Linked DNA regions of Homo sapiens: region 1 is linked to region 2. The links are chromatin loops, found by intact Hi-C in ENCODE. Cell type or tissue: A673. All regions are shown on one strand. Each heading gives the region's core, and the rest is flanking DNA. Links, peaks and the distances in the headings are about the cores only.

What was found. A loop is a pair of places that touch in the nucleus more often than their neighbours do. Peaks named below come from ENCODE experiments on the same cell type or tissue, not always from the same donor. Only the 100,000 strongest peaks of a DNase experiment are listed, where the experiment ranks them.
Region 1: a loop joins it to region 2, with 8 times the contacts of the local background. A loop is called at or near these places in 1 of 110 quality-filtered maps.

Annotation. Positions count from the first base shown.
Region 1 is chr12:12,245,490-12,253,820 of GRCh38, forward strand. All of the region lies in intron 1 of LRP6 (LDL receptor related protein 6), which reads right to left. It also overlaps the pseudogene LOC101929053. Among named protein-coding and RNA genes, the nearest start is that of LRP6, 17 kb to the right of the region's middle. In A673, for the core only: a CTCF peak has its summit at 3,826; DNase peaks (open chromatin) are centred at 4,072 and 4,342; H3K4me3 peaks cover 302 bases; H3K27ac peaks cover 7,129 bases.
Region 2 is chr12:12,078,026-12,086,356 of GRCh38, forward strand. It overlaps BCL2L14 (BCL2 like 14), which reads left to right. Exons shown (of 6, transcript NM_138723.2): 2 at 1,274-1,713. The coding sequence starts at 1,281. Among named protein-coding and RNA genes, the nearest start is that of BCL2L14, 11 kb to the left of the region's middle. RefSeq lists a silencer at 3,810-4,104. In A673, for the core only: a CTCF peak has its summit at 3,904; a DNase peak (open chromatin) is centred at 3,936; H3K27ac peaks cover 1,828 bases.

The sequences.
Region 1 (8,331 bases), core at 119-8,118, 170 kb after region 2:
CTATATTATCAATAATGATGGTTTCGGAGGTGTAAACATGTCAAAACTTATTAAATTTTACACTTAACATAAGCAAAATTTATTGTCTATCAATTATACCTTAATAAAACTGTTACAGTTTGACAGAAATAGTTCTTAGTAAAGCTACTTTATTCTGTTCTATATTACTATTAAAATGACCTTTGAAAAGACCCGAAACTAAATATAAAGCCAATCTTACAGAAATAACATTTAACTTTGAGAAAGTTGAAGCTGTTGGGAGTGAGGTAGTATAAATTCCATGTTTTTTGGTTTTTATTAAATATCTATTCCAAGCTTCTGACATTTACTTTCCTAGTATCAAGCAACAATTAAAAATCTAGAGCACTACTGTCCTACAGAACTTTCTGTGATGATGGAAATGTCCTCTCCACTGCATAACACAGTACCACCAGTCACACGCAGCTATGGAGCGCTTAAAATGTGGCTAGTGTGACTACAAAATTAAATTTTTAATTTTATATAAACTTTTTTTTTTTTTTTTTTTTTTTGAGACAGAGTTTTGCTCTTGTTGCCCAGGCTGGAGTGCAATGGCACGATCTCAGCTCACTGCAGCCTCCGCCTCCCAGGTTCAAGCAATTCTCCTGCCTCAGCCTCCTGAGTAGTTGGGATTACAGGTGCCCACCACTATGGGTCCGGCTAATTTTTTGTATTTTTACTAGAGGTGGGGTTTCGCCATGTTGACCAGGCTGGTCTTGAACTCCTGGCCTCCGGTGATCCACCCGCCAGGGCCTCCCAAAGTGCTTGGGATTACAGGCGTGAGCCACTGCGCCCGGCCCCAATTTTATATAATCTTAATTCATTCCAATTTATATAGACAAGTGTGGCTAGTGGTAGTATTGGATAGCACACATCTAGAGGCTGGAATGCAGAACATAAATGAGGCAGCAAAAGTAAGACCAAGCCAGGCACGGTGGCTCACGCCTGTAATCCCAGCACTTTGGTTAAGCCCGGGAGTTCAAGACCAGCCTTGGCAACACATGGAAACCCCATCTCTACAAAAAAATTAATTTAAAAAAGTAGCCAGGCATAGTGGTGCACGCCTGTAGTCCTAGGTACTCAGGAGACTAAAATGGGAGGGTCACTTGAGCCCAGGAATTTAAGGCTGCAGTGAGCCTGGGTGACAGAGGGAGACCCTGTCTCAAAAAAAAAAAAAAGAGTGAGTTATGATACAATTATCTACATGATCTTCTTTCATAATTACTTACTAAGGGTCTACAACTGTGTCATCTGAAGCCAAGCCCAACTACCATTTAGAAGTAACGATTCCCCTTTTCAAGAAATTACTCCAATCTCAAAAAAGTGTAAGAAAAAAGTGATGTTTACACTATAGATTGTGTCTGTCAAATAGTTATAAATGTATACTATTTTCATCTATAAGTACAACATAAACTTCCCTAACTAAGCTTAAATCCAACTTTCTTAGTCAAAAACAAACTGGCAGACAGCTTTTTTAAAAAGTGGCTAACCAATCTTTCTGCTTATTCTGTGTATCTGCTGCAGCTATCAGCAAATTCATAAACTTCCCTAACAGAGTCACTTTTAATTCATTTCTGGCCTTCACACATCACACTGATTTATCAGTCCCCACAGAGCCCACTATACTGAGTCTCTCATACTATGGGCCAAATATAAACATCAGAAAAAAGGTCCCTACTAGTGAAGGATACAATGCTAAGTGCTGCATAAGGCTAAGGAATACCCACGAAACACTTAAAATTGAAAATTCAAGAGTGATAATCATCTAATATTTACTGGGCACCTTCTTTATGGCACTATCTTGGAAAACTATATCAAAGCTATAGGACATTAGGTGGCAGCCAAATGTCTTTCATTGCTTTCAAGTCAAACTTTAACACTTCTACGTGTACTGAATATTTTTGGTCTACAAAATCCAAAAACGCTTTCTGGTCAGTTAAGGCCTCACAAGCATTCTGAGTCTCTTCTCCCTCCTGAAAACGGGTGAAGGAGGCAAAGTTAATCTTTTTTAAGTTAGCAATACTGGTTACAATTGAGGATTTGTAAAGGACTGTACATAAATCTGCTGCACATAAACCACACTATTGAAAGGAAATCCCAGGGTTCATCCTGTCCAACCACCCTTCTGATGCTTGAATACTTTCTATTACATTGTCACCAGTATCTGTTCAGCAACATATTAAATGGGATATCTGATAGGTATAATTTGATTTGTAACATTGTTTTTATCTACCAAACAGATACACTGGAACCACATACTTGCTCCCTGGAACATGCCAGTATCTTCCATTCCAGAGAGCTTACTTTCTGACTGCCTAGTATTCAGATAACCCAAATAATCACCATCACTTCTCTTCAGTGGAACACTCACAGTGCTCAGGAATCCTTGTTTTCCTTTATTAAACTCCTGGGAAACTTTCTCTACCAGCCTTTCTAAGCCTTTTCTACTTTTAAAGACTAATTTCCATGCCCTGAATCCTTTATCCTCAGATCATCTCATAAAACAATCTCAGTGAAGCAGGATACAAGGTAAATGTCATACATCCCCAACATCTTAATTTATACCTCTCAAAATTTTCTCTCCACCCATCTTCCCTTACCTTGTCCTCAGTCTCAAATGAGAAGATGGCCTTCCTCCTAAGGCTAAAGCAATACTTTCGGTTCAGCCTCCTTACCTCCTCTCTACAACTTCGCTCTATCAATTGTTCTGTATTTCTCGTATTTTCAATGGTTTACGCCAGGTTCCTTGCTATTGTTTTGTTTTAATAACCCTAACCTTGCTACCATCAGAATAATAATTATATTTCTACTAACTGCAAAATCTTATAACATTGGTATATATACTTCACACTACCATTCATTAGCTATTACTCTTTTATCTAACTTCCTATCCATCACTCAACTGCAAGTGCTTCCTCTAAATCTTTATAACCAAATCCAGTGGTCTTTTCTCAGTCTTTACTCTTTTTTTTTTTTTTTTTTTTTTTTTTTTGAGATGGAGTCTGGCTCTGTCGCCCAGGCTGGAGTGCAGTGGTGCAATCTCGGCTCACTGCAAGGTCCGCCTCCCGGGTTCACGCCATTCTCCTGCCTCAGCCTCCCGAGTAGCTGGGACTACAGGCGCCCGCCACTACGCCCAGCTAATTTTTGTATTTTTAGTAGAGATGGGGTTTCACCGTGTTAGCCAGGATGGTCTCGATCTCCTGACCTCGTGATCCGCCCGCCTCGGCCTCCCAAAGTGCTGGGATTACAGGCTTGAGCCACTGCGCCCAGCCTCTCAGTCTTTATTCTTAACACCTCTAGAGCAGTCAATGCTGTTGACTATATCCCTACCTATATAGAATGTTCTCCTCATACAATACTACCTATTTTTTCTTGTCTTGTTTCAAACCTTCCACTTCCTATATATAGGTATCCTAAGACTCTCTGTTGTTCCAAATGACAGAGTATAAAAAATTAAAGTTCACAAGCAACAGCAACACAAGGTGGCAGCCACCACAGGCTCGGGGGTAAAAGTCCCTTGCAATTTCCCACTTTTGGAAGAACTCAAAGAAGGCCAGAAAGGAGTAGGAGATGGCAGTTAGCTGAGGTCTAGACAATGATAAAGACGTGACACTTACAAGACGTACAGGGATGATAATTGGGCCTGCAAGAACAATTTATGAAAACTGAATATACAGCCTTAAAATAAAATGTGGACCTAAATACCCAGAAGCACCCCCCTTTGTAAGATTTGTAACAAAAAATTAATATGAATGGAGTTAATAGTTCTAATGGATTGGTGGACCCAAGAGCCATATCAGTGCTAGCAAAATGGCAGAATTCACAGCACCAAAGTTGTCCTGCAAGAGCTTTGGCGCCTAATGGTGTCTAAAGAAAATATGAAACTCCCTCAGCCACCTCAAGGACAGTGTTACAGCAACTAATCGAAAAGAAAAACCACAACACAGTGTTACAGCAATTAATCGAAAAGAAAAACCACAGGCCCTTCCTCTTCCCCCTCATTCAATTTAAGCAGTCTTCATTTTCCACAGCAGCAAATTTTCTAGATATGTCTTGTAGACCTCAAAGTACTGGAAAGGAAGCTCCCATTCAAAGGAAATTTATCTTAAGATGCTGTAAAACTAATTTTTTGTCCATTTGAAATATATAAGTTGTGCTATAACAGAAGGAAGGAAGGAAGGAAGGAAGGAAGGAAGGAAGGAAGGAAGGAAGGAAGGAAGGAAGGAAATAAATTAATTAAAGTTCACCTGGTCAACAAGCAATTCTATGCAGCTAATTCCCAAAACATCATCTCTAGTTCTGTCCCTCTAACTTTTTGTTGGCCATCTCTACCTCCCGTTAAATTAAATTCATCACCTTTCCCCCAAAACAACAAAATCCCTCACCAGTCAATGGTACACAATTCTAACCTTACTGGCATGCCTTGGAGCCATCTTTGAGCCCCTCCCCTTTTCCCCTAGTCTGACAATTACTGTCTTGTTGACTCTTATTTTACAAGCATGTCTTTAAATCTGTCTCCTCTTCTCCATTTTTAAAACCACTATCCTACTCTAGACCTTCATGACTTTAGGCCTAAAATATCCTAATAGTAAGTTATCTCAATATTCTCCCCTTTCCTTTTCTACTTCTAATACTTTCAGTTTAGCCAACTCAAAAGCCATTCTGATTCCCCTTGCCTAAATTTACAAAATGCCTCAATACCTCAGCCTTCCACCATGACTTCTACCTAGGACTCTAAATTAATCTTTTATAGTCTCTGCATCATACAAACAGGTTTCAAAACATGTAAACTGGGAGTACATCACACCCATCATTGCAGAGTATTCATTTTCCTGCCTACTCCATACTTCTCTTTTTCTCCCAGCAAGCAAGTCCTTCAAGGCCAGAGTCAAACCTTACCTACTCTGTAACCCTTTCTAATTGACTCAGCTTTACTTCTTTTAATCCTTAGTCTTTAGTACTTACATGATATTAGCTTTTTTTTTTTTTAAGCATACTTCCTACCTCTAGGATCTCAGCCCTTGGAAACAAGAACCATACCTTATAACTAATTTTATCATCAATGCCTACTACAGTTCACTGCACACAGAAATATCATATACATATTTACTAATATTTTGGGGGTTTTGTTTTGAGACAAAGTCTCACTGTGTCACCCAGGCTGGAGTGCAGTGGCACAATCTCGGCTCACTGCAACCTCCGACTCCCTGGTTCAAGAGATTCTCCTGCCTCAGCTTCCCAAGTAGCTGGGACTACAGGCGCCCAACACCACACCCGGCTAATTTTTGTATTTTTAGTAGAGGCAGGTTTCACCATGTTGGCCAGGCTGGTCTCGAACTCCTAACTTCAAATGATCCACCCACCTCAGCCTCCCAATGTGCTGGGGTAACAGACGTGAGCCAACGCACCTGGCTTGATTTTTTTCTTCTTCTTCGTTTTTCGAGATGGGGTTTCGCTCTGTCACCCAGGCTGGAGTGCAGTGGTACAATCTGGGCTTAATGTAACCTTCACCTCCCAGGTTCAAGTGATTCTCCTGCCTCAGCCTCCCTCGTAGGTGGGATTACAGGCGCTCGCCACCACACCCAGCTAATTTTTTTGTATTTTTAGTAGAGACGTGGTTTTGCCATGTTAGCCAGGCTGGTCTTAAACTGCTGACCTCAAGTGATTCGCCCACCTCGGCCTCCGAAGTGCTGGGATTACAGGCGTGAGCCACCGTGCCCAGCCAAAGCCGGCTAAGATTTGACGGGTTTATTTGTAAGATGTTTTTAAGTGCTTATCAAATATTATAGTTACGTAAAACTAGATTTTAGTTTTCTCTGTTAAAATGACGGATTTTCTTCAGTTATTAGTTTGTCTTTTTGATTTTTGTTTTTTGAGATGGAGTCTCACTCTGTCACCCAGGCTGGAGAGCAGTGGTGGGATCTCAGCTCACTGCAAGCACCACCTCCCGGGTTCATGCCATTCTCCTGCCTCAGCCTCCCGAGTAGCTGGGACTACAGGTGCCCGCCACCACGCACGGCTAATTTTTTTTGCATTTTTTTTAGTAGAGACAGGGTTTCACCATGTTAGCCAGGATGGTCTCGATCTCCTGACCTTGTGATCCACCCACCTCGACCTCCCAAAGTGTTGGAATTACAGGCATGAGCCACGGTGCCCCGCCCATTAGTCTGCTTTTAATAAAGAAGTTATTAAAGGTTTTCCTTTGCCTTCTGAATAATCTCCACAGAAGGCAAAGATTGTGTCTTACCAGAATTTCCTGTGCTTAATGCTGACTTTATCATGTCCTTAATTACTTAAAACTGTATTCACACCCTTAAAAGGGTAAGGTTCTTCACCACTGCATTACCTCCCATGCTTACTTTTTTCAATATTTTTTTTAAGAGACAGGGTCTCACCCTGTTGTCCAGGCTGGAGTATAGTGGCACAATCATGGCTCATTGCAACGGCACAATCATAGCTCACTGCAGCTTCAAACTCCTGGGCTCAAACGATCCTCCTGCCTCAGCCTCCTGAGGAGCTAGAACTATAGGCATGAAATCTTTCGCCCAGCTAATTTCTGTAGAGACAGGATCCCACCACGTTGCCCAGGCTGGTCTCAAACTCCTGACCTCAAGTGATCCTCCCATCTTGGCCTCCCAAAGCACTGAGATTACAGGCATGGGCCACCGCACTGAACTAAAATCTTTTTTTTTTTCCGGTCACTTTTGGTTAAATATGTAGCCAAGTATTTTTTTCCACAGTGGCCCATGATCCTATTTAATCAAATGTTCAAACCTCCTAAATGATGCCTTTTGTACCAACAACTGTCTTTGAGATTTCCCCTAAGGGGCCCTAGAAAATCAAAATTCCCTTTACCTTGTAAAAGAGAGATGTTAAAAATAATAGTTTATTTGATCAAACGTTATGGGTCATATGGAAAGCACTGTCAAAGCCAGAGAGGCTTACCCTCCCTAAGTTTAAGTTAAATTTGTATAGGTAAAATGTTATTAATAGGGATATTTTGGAAGTTCTATGAAGGTATAAAGCTCCTAGAAATTCATCAATGCCCTCATTGTCCATGTCTATTAATCAGAGTTCTGGTGCTGCTTTGCCTGGTATTAGACAACAGTATAATGTCATCAGTCATAATTTCAGGGATTTTTTTTCCTCAATGTTAACTTGGTCATAATTTGGCTTCTTTAATCTTCTAGGTTGGCTAATGGTTCTCAGTTAAGAATTCACATCATTTACTTATGGAATGCTATTATATAGAAGTTAACGACCTACTCCAGACTGCTAAATCTTTTTCCTTGATAATCTTGATACATTCTTGATATACTCTATACATATATACATTCTTGATATACTCTTGACATATTCATGGTCCATTACATCTTAGGATTATATGTCTTTAGATTTTCTCTCTGCAATGAATATATTCATCTATATTCATAAATGACATGTACTAGCCACTCTTCTTTAAAATAAGGTTAATCGGCTGGGCGCAGTTGCTCACACCTTAATCCCAGCACTTTGGGGGGCTGATGCAGGTTGATCACCTGAGGTGAGGAGTTTGAGACCAGCCTGGCCAACATGGCGAAACCCTGTCTCTACCAAAAATATAAAAATTAGCAGGGCGTGGTGGCGCGTGCCTGTAATCCCAGCTACCCAGGAGGCTGAGGCAGGAGAATCACTGGAACCCAGAAGGCAGAGGTTGTGGTGGGCCAAGATCGCGCCACTGAACTCCAGCCTGGGCAACACAGCGAGACTCTGTCTCAAAAAATAATAATAAAATAAAGTTAATCATTACGCTTATAGATATGCTTTTGTCTAACACTTTTTTGGGTTGATTTTAGTTCGCATGCCACAAAAATCAAACTTCCTTGCCAATTTCATTATCTTTTCTAACAAAGTTTCATAAGATCTTTCACTTTTTTTCTTTTTTTTTATTATTATACTTTAAGTTCTAGGGTACATGTGCACAACGTGCAGGTTTGTTACATATGTATACATGTGCCATGTTGGTGTGCTGCACCCATTAACTGGTCATTTACATTAGGTGTATCTCCTAATGCTACCCCTCCCCCCTCCCCCCACCCCACAACAGGACCTGGTGTGTGATGTTCCCCTTCCTGTGTCCAAGTGTTCTCACTGTTTAATTTCCACCTATGAGTGAGACATGCGGTGTTTGGTTTTTCGTCCTTGCAATAGGAGATCTTTCACTTTTAAGATTATCAGTAATAGGTTAATCATCACCGTTTTAAGTATTTTGTCATCTACAGATAGTTTTCTGTTTTACTCTAATGCTTCCCTGAAAGCACTTGCAAATCAGCT
Region 2 (8,331 bases), core at 207-8,206:
CTGTTATTCGTATGGAAATAAAGAAGAAATGCTTGCATCCTGTTGTTTTAGTGCTTGTACTGATCTTTTTCAAACATGCCTGTGATCACATCACTCTCTACTCAAAACTTTGAACAGCTCTCCATTGCCTCCATCAGTGTGTTTCAAATTCGTAAAAAGTAAAATAAAATAACAGGATGCTTTTTTCAGATGAAATCTTACATGGCATACCAAATATAGCAAGAAAAAAGAAAGAGAGAGAGAGAGGAGAGAGAAGCCGGGACAAGCTAAAGCAGAGGGTAGAGGGAGAAGGAACCGAGGAAGGGAAGGGTCAGGTCCCAGGCATTTCTCTTCCCTGAATTGGCCTCCCTCTTTTGCCACCTCCCCAGCAAGACCTTTAACTCCACAGTCCACAGCTCATTTTGAAATGTACTGATCAACGTGAGAAAATGCGAAGCTTCAGCCTGATAGTCAAAGACCACCATAATCTGGACCCAAGTGCTAGTTCACTTATTTTCCCTCCACTATTTTCAAGCCCTGGCTATTTGCAAACTGCATACGTATGCTGTCCCAGTTCTCTCACCACTCTTCAAACACATTCTGAATTCACCTATAATCTCCCCTCTGCCCGCCCTGTTGTAGCCCCAATATCCACCCACCTGTCTAACTCCTTCTAGCTTTCCAAAAGCTTTCACTTGCCTCTTTCTTTGAAGCTCACCTATCCCTGCCTTCTAACCTGGCTATCTGCATCTCTGTTAGACCTCTTACTTAGTTCATTAGTTCATTCTCTCTCTGTTGTTTTTTGTTTTTTGAGACGGAGTCTCACTCTGTCGCCAGGCTGGAGTGCAGTGGCGCAATCTCAGCTCACTACAACCCCCGACTCCTGGGTTCAAGCGATTCTTCTGCCGCAGCCTCCCAAGTAGCCGGGTCTACAGGCGTGCGCCACCATGCCTGGCTAATTTTTGTATCTTTAGTAGAGACGGGCTTTCACTGTATAGGCCAGGCTGGTCTTGAACTCCTGACCTCATGATCTGCCCGCCTTGGCCTCCCAAAGTTTTGGGATTACAGGCGTGAGCCACCGCACCCGGCAGTTCATTTTCTTTATGTGGAGTTATCTATGGCCATGTCTCTCTTCCCACCCTAGTAAGACTGTGGCTTTTCCCTCTCTACCCTCCAGCACAAACACAATAGATGTTCAATAAATGTTTCCTGAGTTTTCACCCCTGTCTCTCCTAACCTGCAAAGGGTAAGTGGCCCTGCATAGAAGGGCACAGTGTGGACTTTGTTGTTACAGGCCCAACATGTGTAGCACCAGTGGGTGTGACCTGGAAGAAATCCCCCTAGATGATGATGACCTAAACACCATAGAATTCAAAATCCTCGCCTACTACACCAGACATCATGTCTTCAAGAGCACCCCTGCTCTCTTCTCACCAAAGCTGCTGAGAACAAGAAGTTTGTCCCAGAGGGGCCTGGGGAATTGTTCAGCAAATGAGTCATGGACAGAGGTGTCATGGCCTTGCAGAAATTCCCAATCCAGTGAGAAGGCCATAAACCTTGGCAAGAAAAAGTCTTCTTGGAAAGCATTCTTTGGAGTAGTGGAGAAGGAAGATTCGCAGAGCACGCCTGCCAAGGTCTCTGCTCAGGGTCAAAGGACGTTGGAATACCAAGATTCGCACAGCCAGCAGTGGTCCAGGTGTCTTTCTAACGTGGAGCAGTGCTTGGAGCATGAAGGTAGGCATCTGGGATTTCTTTCTCTCCCGCTTCCTGGTTTTTCCCTTCTTTGTGTCCAGAGTGGTACATCTCTTCTCATGTTGTAAAGTGGCTTTAGAGAAGGCATGCGTTGTGCCTCAGCTTTCCAACTTATTAGTGTTCAATCATAATTGCCCTGCTTTTCTCAAGACTAAAAGGAGTTGCTGCCTGGGCGCGGTGGCTCACGCCTGTAATCCCAGCACTCTGGGAGGCCAAGGCGGGTGGATCATGAGGTCAGGAGATTGAGACCATCCTGGCTAACACGGTAAAACCCCGTCTCCACTAAAAAATACAAAAAATTAGCCGGGCGTGTTGGCGGGTGCCTGTAGTCCCAGCTACTCGGGAGGCTGAGGCAGGAGAATGGCGTGAACCCAGCAGGCGGAGCTTGCAGTGAGCCAAGATGGCATCACTGCACTCCAGCTTGGGTGACAGAGTGAGACTCCGTCAAAAAAAAAAAAATGACTAAAAGGAAATGATGGAAGTTAAGGGTGCTGGGACTGGTTTTCTTTCTCCACTGTCTATAAATAAGCTTGTTTCCCAAATTCCTAGTCCTCTGTACCAGACACCAATATAAAAGAAGGAGGCTAGGCGCAGTGGCTCATGCCTGTAATTCCAGCACTTTGGAAGGTTGAGGTGGGCAGATCATAAGGTCAGGAGTTCAAGACTAGCCTGGCCAACATAGTGAAAACCCGTCTCTACTAAAGATACAAAAAATTAGCCGGGCATGGTGGCGCATGCTTGTATTCCCAGCTACTCGGGAGGCTGGGGCAAGAGAATCGCTTGAACCTGGGAGGCGGAGGTTGCAGTGAGCCGAGATTGCATCACTGCACTCCAGCCTGAGCTACAGGGTAAGACTTTGTCTCAAAAAAAAAAAAAAAAAAGAACGAGCCCTAACCAGGGGCTTGCTTGGGCTGCCTGGGCCGCTGCTCTTCCTAAGTCAACTCATTCGCTCAGGGCCTCTGTGTTTCCATCTGTACATTGGGTACCCCACTCTCTCCACCTCGTATGGTTGATGGGAAGATCAGAGAGCAAGAGTAAAAGGACTCTTGACAAAGTACAAACCATCCTACAAAAACAACTGAGAAGCATTTAGACAAAATCTTCCCTCAGTTGGACAAAATTAATTGTACTTAATGAAACATTTTCACCAGGCACTGAGGCTCATACCTGTAATCCCAGCACTTTGGGAGGCCAAGGTGGGTGGATCGGTTGAGCTCAGGAGTTCAAGACCAGCCTTAGCAACATGGCAAAACCCTGTCTCTACCAAAAAATACAAAAAAATTAGTCAGACATGGTGGTGCACGCCTGTGGTCCTGGCTACTCGGGAGGCTGAGGTGGGAGGATGGCTTGAGCCTGGGAAGTAGAGGTTGCAGTGAGCCAAGATGATGCCACTGCACTCCAGCCTGGGTGACAGAGTGAGAGCCCATCACGTCGATACTCTCAGCACTGTGGGAAACCAAGGCAGGAGGATCACTTGACACCAAGAGTTTGAGATCAGCCTGGCATCATAGCAAGACCCTGTCTCCATTAAAAAATTAAAATAAAAAAATTAGCGAGGCATGGTGGCACATGCCTGTTGTCCCAGCTACTATGGAGGCTGAGGTGGAAGGATCACTTGAGCTCAGGAGGTCAAGGCTGCAGTGAGCGAAGATCACATCACTGCACCCCAGCTCTGGGTGACATAATGAGACTCTGTCTCCAAAAAAAAAAAAAAAAAGACAGTTGCCCTTCATGCGCACACCTTGGCATAAGCATCTTCTTCCCCTTCAACAAAGCCCAGTGCCCAAAGCCCAGATTTTTTTTTTTTTTTTAAGGTGTTTTAGATGGAGTCTTGCTCTGTCGCCCAGGCTGGAGTGCTGTGGTGTAATCTCGGCTCACTGCAAGCTCCGCCTCCCAGGTTCAAGCAATTCTCCTGCCTCAGCCTCCTGAGTAGCTGGGATCACAGGCGCGCACCACCAGGCCTGGCTAATTTTTGTATTTTTAGTAGAGACAGCGTTTCACCATGTTGGTCAGGCTGGCCTCGAACTCCTGACCTCGTGATCTGCCCACCTTGGGCTCCCGAAGTGCTGGGATTACAAGTGTGAGCCACTGCACCCAGCCGCAAAGCCAGATTTTAAAAGAAAGGCCCCCTCCTGCTGAGTTTCATTGGCCTGGGTAACTTGTCAATAATTAGTCAAGAGGTGGCAGTAATGTCTCAGTTTTTAAATGTGACAGTCCTGGCTTGCTTGGAGAATCAGCCCACTCATAGACAGCTTTAGATCACTCACTATGATCAAGGAAACTCCCTTTTCCCATTAGAGTTTCAGATGTTTAGAACAGTGGGAGTTATGGTCAGGATCATCTGAGGGAACCTCATGGCACAGACAGGATGAGGAAATGGGAGTCCCACAAAAAGGGCTTACCAAGGAAACATCCAGGAAGTAGCAGAGCCTGGACTCACCAGAAGTCCAGGCCTCTCCCTAGACTTGTTTCATTTTTACAGCAAGGCATCTGCTCTCTGAACTCTGCCCAGCTAGGGCAGGTCTAGGGCAAGAGGGAGCGGCCCCCTGTGGTCCTTCCCTCCACATCTGCCTCCCCACCCCTCAGCTGCCCTCACCCAGCCATGGCTTCTTCTGCCGGGGGTGGCATCTGGGCTCTGGGGCAAAGAACAGTTTGGAGGCACCTAAATAGGCTTTTCTACTTGGCCTGTACTGTGGACTTTGCCAGCAGACAGAGAAAGCTTTTACAGACCTTAGTCTTCTGGTTTTTCCTGAGATAAATTGCATTCTGTATTTCAGTATTTACTGGAGTGTCATTTGACATTTTTTTTATTTTCTAAAATTTCAAGAGAAGCTTTTATTTCTTTTTTCAGTAGGGAAAGAAAACTTTTATGTGAGATTGAGAATTAAAGATTACATTCAAAAACACTTAGGTGATGTGTTAATGTGCTGAATAGCTGAATAGTACCTATGGCTGAATAATATTCTCCATAAAAAATGAAAAATGATTACCTCCTAAGAAGGCTTTAAACACATATTTACAGCTTATCTTCCCTTATCACCTTTCTCCTCACGCTTGCATTTAGTCAGTTAATTGTGTGTTTTTTACTTGTGTTACTTGTGTCGGTTTTACATTGAGCGTGATCCAAGAGAGCCTCACATTCTATTTCTATTTTGCCACATACAAATCAGGCCTTGCAAATTTGGTTTCTCCTGGGTTCTTTTTTGTTTGTTTGTTTGTTGTTTTTGAGACAGAGTCTTGCTCTGTCACCCAGGCTGGAGTGCAGTGGCCTGATCTCGGCTCACTGCAACCTCTGCCTCCTGGGTTCACACCATTCTCCTGCCTCAGCCTCCCGAGTAGCTGGGACTACGGGCGCCCACCACCACGCCCGGCTAATTTTTTGTATTTTTAGTAGAGACAGGGTTTCATCGTGTTAGCCAGGATGGTCTCGATCTCCTGGCCTCGTGATCTGTCCGCCTCAGCCTCCCAAAGTGCTGGGATTACAGGCGTGAGCCACCGTGCCTGGCCTCACCTGGGTTATTTTAACTGTAAGTCACTATGTAGCCTTGTACAGCCACTGCCAGGCCTCAGTACCGGGCTTACATGGGAACTGTGAGATTATGTCCCAAGACCAAACTCTGTTAGGAAGAGGCCTCAGGATGCAGAGAAATGGACAATAACACCAGTTTTAAAGACTACCAACCCAGGCTCTTTCACTTGTGAATCTTTTGTTTCTCCATAGCTACGATTTGCTCACGTGGAATGTTATAGTTAAGGTGAGGTTCAGCGATATACAGTGGAACACTCAAATACCCATGGCTTAAATAATATACAGGTTTGCTTTTCTCTCCTTTAAAAGAGGACAAAAGTTTGGCAGCTCAGGCATGATATGACAGCTCCACAAAGTTATTAAGAATTTCTGGGAATGGCCAGGCAGGGTGGCTCATGCCTATAATCCCAGCCCTTTGGGAGTCTGAGGTGGGCAGATCACTTGAGCCAAAGAGTTTGAGACCAGCCTGAGCAACATGACAAAACCCCGTCTCTATTAAAAAAAATACAAAAATTAGCCAGGCGCCATGGTGCGCGCCTGCAGTCTCAGCTACTCGAGAGGCTGAAGGAGGAGAATCACTTGAGCCTGGGAGGCGCAGGTTGCACTGAGCTGAGATCACACCATTGCACTCCAGCTTGGATGACGGGGTGAAAAAAAGAATTCCTGGGAATTCTGCCATCCCTCAGCTCGTGGCTTCCACCTCAAAGTCACCTTATATTCTAAAGGTGGCTGTTGGGGCTTCACCCATCATGTCTACATCTCAGGCAAGAATAAAAAGGAAGCAAAGGAAGGGCAAAGGGTGCCTTCTTTCTAGGTAATTCAGCTCCCTTTTATTTTATTATTATTTTTTAATCTTTTGTAAAGATGGGGTCTGTGTTACCCAGGCTGGTCTCGAACTCCTGGCCTAAAATGATGGCCTCGCCTTGGCCTCCCAAAATGCTGGGATTACGGGCGTGAGCCACCGCACCCAGCCTTAGCTCCCTTTTCGAGAGCTTTCTTGAAACTGCCCCCAGCTTCTGACATCTCATTGGCCCTTCCCTACTGCAAGGGAGCCCAGGGAATATAGTTTGTTCAGCTGGGTTCATTGCTGCCCCTCACATTTTAGAGGTCTGTTACTAAGGAAGAAGAAGAAAGTGGATACTGAGTGGGAAAGAGCAGTCCATAAGGAAGTCACACCCCAACCCCCTGCCCTTTCTCTTTAAAACAAATGCCTCAGACCACAGGCGAAATGGGACCTTCCGACCCTGTTGGCCTGCTCTTCCTGGCGCCACGATGACCCCCAAAACAGACTCCAAGGAACAGACAGCCTTTCTGTCTTCTCCCCACCCCATCCAGTGTTCCCTCGCCTATCAGACAGGACCAAGTCTGACAAGGATATAATCTTTTCTTTTTCATGTTTTAAAATTAAAATATCCAAGATGGGAATTTTAACTAGAGCTAGTGCATCTGTGGGAACATGTTTGCTTATAGTTTCTCCTGGACATGTCTCACTCCATGTCCACAAACCCACAGAAATCAATACCCTGCTGTAACCCCAGCACTTTGGGAGGCTGAGGCAGGAGGATCACCTGAGGTCAAGAGTTCAAGACCAGCCTGGCCAACATGGCAAAACCCTGTCTCTACTGAAAATATACAAAAATTAGCTGGACGTAGTGGCGGGAGCCACTACGTCCTGTAATCCCAGCTACACAGGAGGCTGAGGCAGAGAGAATGGCTTGAACCCAGAAGGTGGAGGTTGCAGCGAGCCGAGATCGTGCCATTGCACTCCAGCCTGGGCAACAGAGCGAGACTCCGTCTCAAAAAAAAAAAAAAAAAAAAAGTCAATACCCTGTACACAGTTAGCCAGATTGAGTAATTTTGTACCTGTTGGTGATCTTGTGGCCACCCTGCCTTATGAGAGGAGGAGGGGACAGAGCCTTTGGGACCCTTCATGGAGCTTCTTAATGTGCAAGATGGGCACAGGGTGCTTTCTGGTGGTAGAACCGCATGCTGATTACCCTAGATGAGCTGCACAAGGTTGAAAAGGCAGCAGAGGCCTGCTTTCCTTTCTCATCTCCTGAGGACATGGCCAGGGAAGTTTCCCTTGGCTTTGGAAGATAGCCTCTTGCCATTTCTTTCTTTGCCAGGGGCCATGGGTGGCCAGAGTTCCAGCGGAGGCCGGCTGGGCTGCAATAAGGGGATTACAAAGTGGAAAGTCTGTTTCGCTTGGTTCTTAAAAAACGAGGAGGAAAGACATTGATCCTTTTCTTCTTGATCTTTCTTCTCTCCGTCATTCGCTTCTTATTGGTTTTTGAACCCTGTGGACTAACCATGGAAAAGATGGCTTTATGAGTCAGATGTCCACCAGAGGATGGCATCATGGACAGAGCAGTATCTTCTGTGGCCTTTCCGTGAATGGCTGGAGGGCTGAAGGGAGGACACTGAAGCCTTCAGCTTGGAGGAATCCAGGGAGAGGGATCAGGAGCCACCTTGGCAGCTGCATATGATGTCAAAACCTGTTTCTCTTGTGGCTCAGTCCCTCCCAGGCCCCCTACTTGCCTCTCTTACCTCCAGTGCTGTACAAAGCCCAGAAGTGCCCTAGGAGTTTGAGCACACCAACCTTCTGTCCAAAACGCCACTCCATTACTGTCTTCAAGTCCTGTGAATTACCTAATGTTAGTCTTCAAATGTTACATGGTAAAACCCAGCTGCTCCACACGGCATCCAAGACAGCTTGTACAAGCTTTTAAAAGTTTAGGATTTAGGTTGGGTGTGGTGGTGGCTCATCCTTGTAATCCTAGCACTTTGGGAGGCTGATGTGGGAGGATTGCTTGCGCTTAGGAGTTCAAGAACAACCTGGGCAACATAGGGAGACCTTATCTCTAGAAAAAGAATTTTAATAAATTAGCCAGGCGTGGTGATGCACACCTGTCATCCCAGCTACTCAGGAGGCTGAGGTGGGACAATCGCTTGAGCCTGAGAGATCCAAGCTGCAGTGAGCTGTGATCACACCACTGCACTCCAGCCTGGGTGACAGAGTGAGACTCTGTCTGGAAAAAAGTAAATAAACAAATAAAAGGTTAGAACTTAGT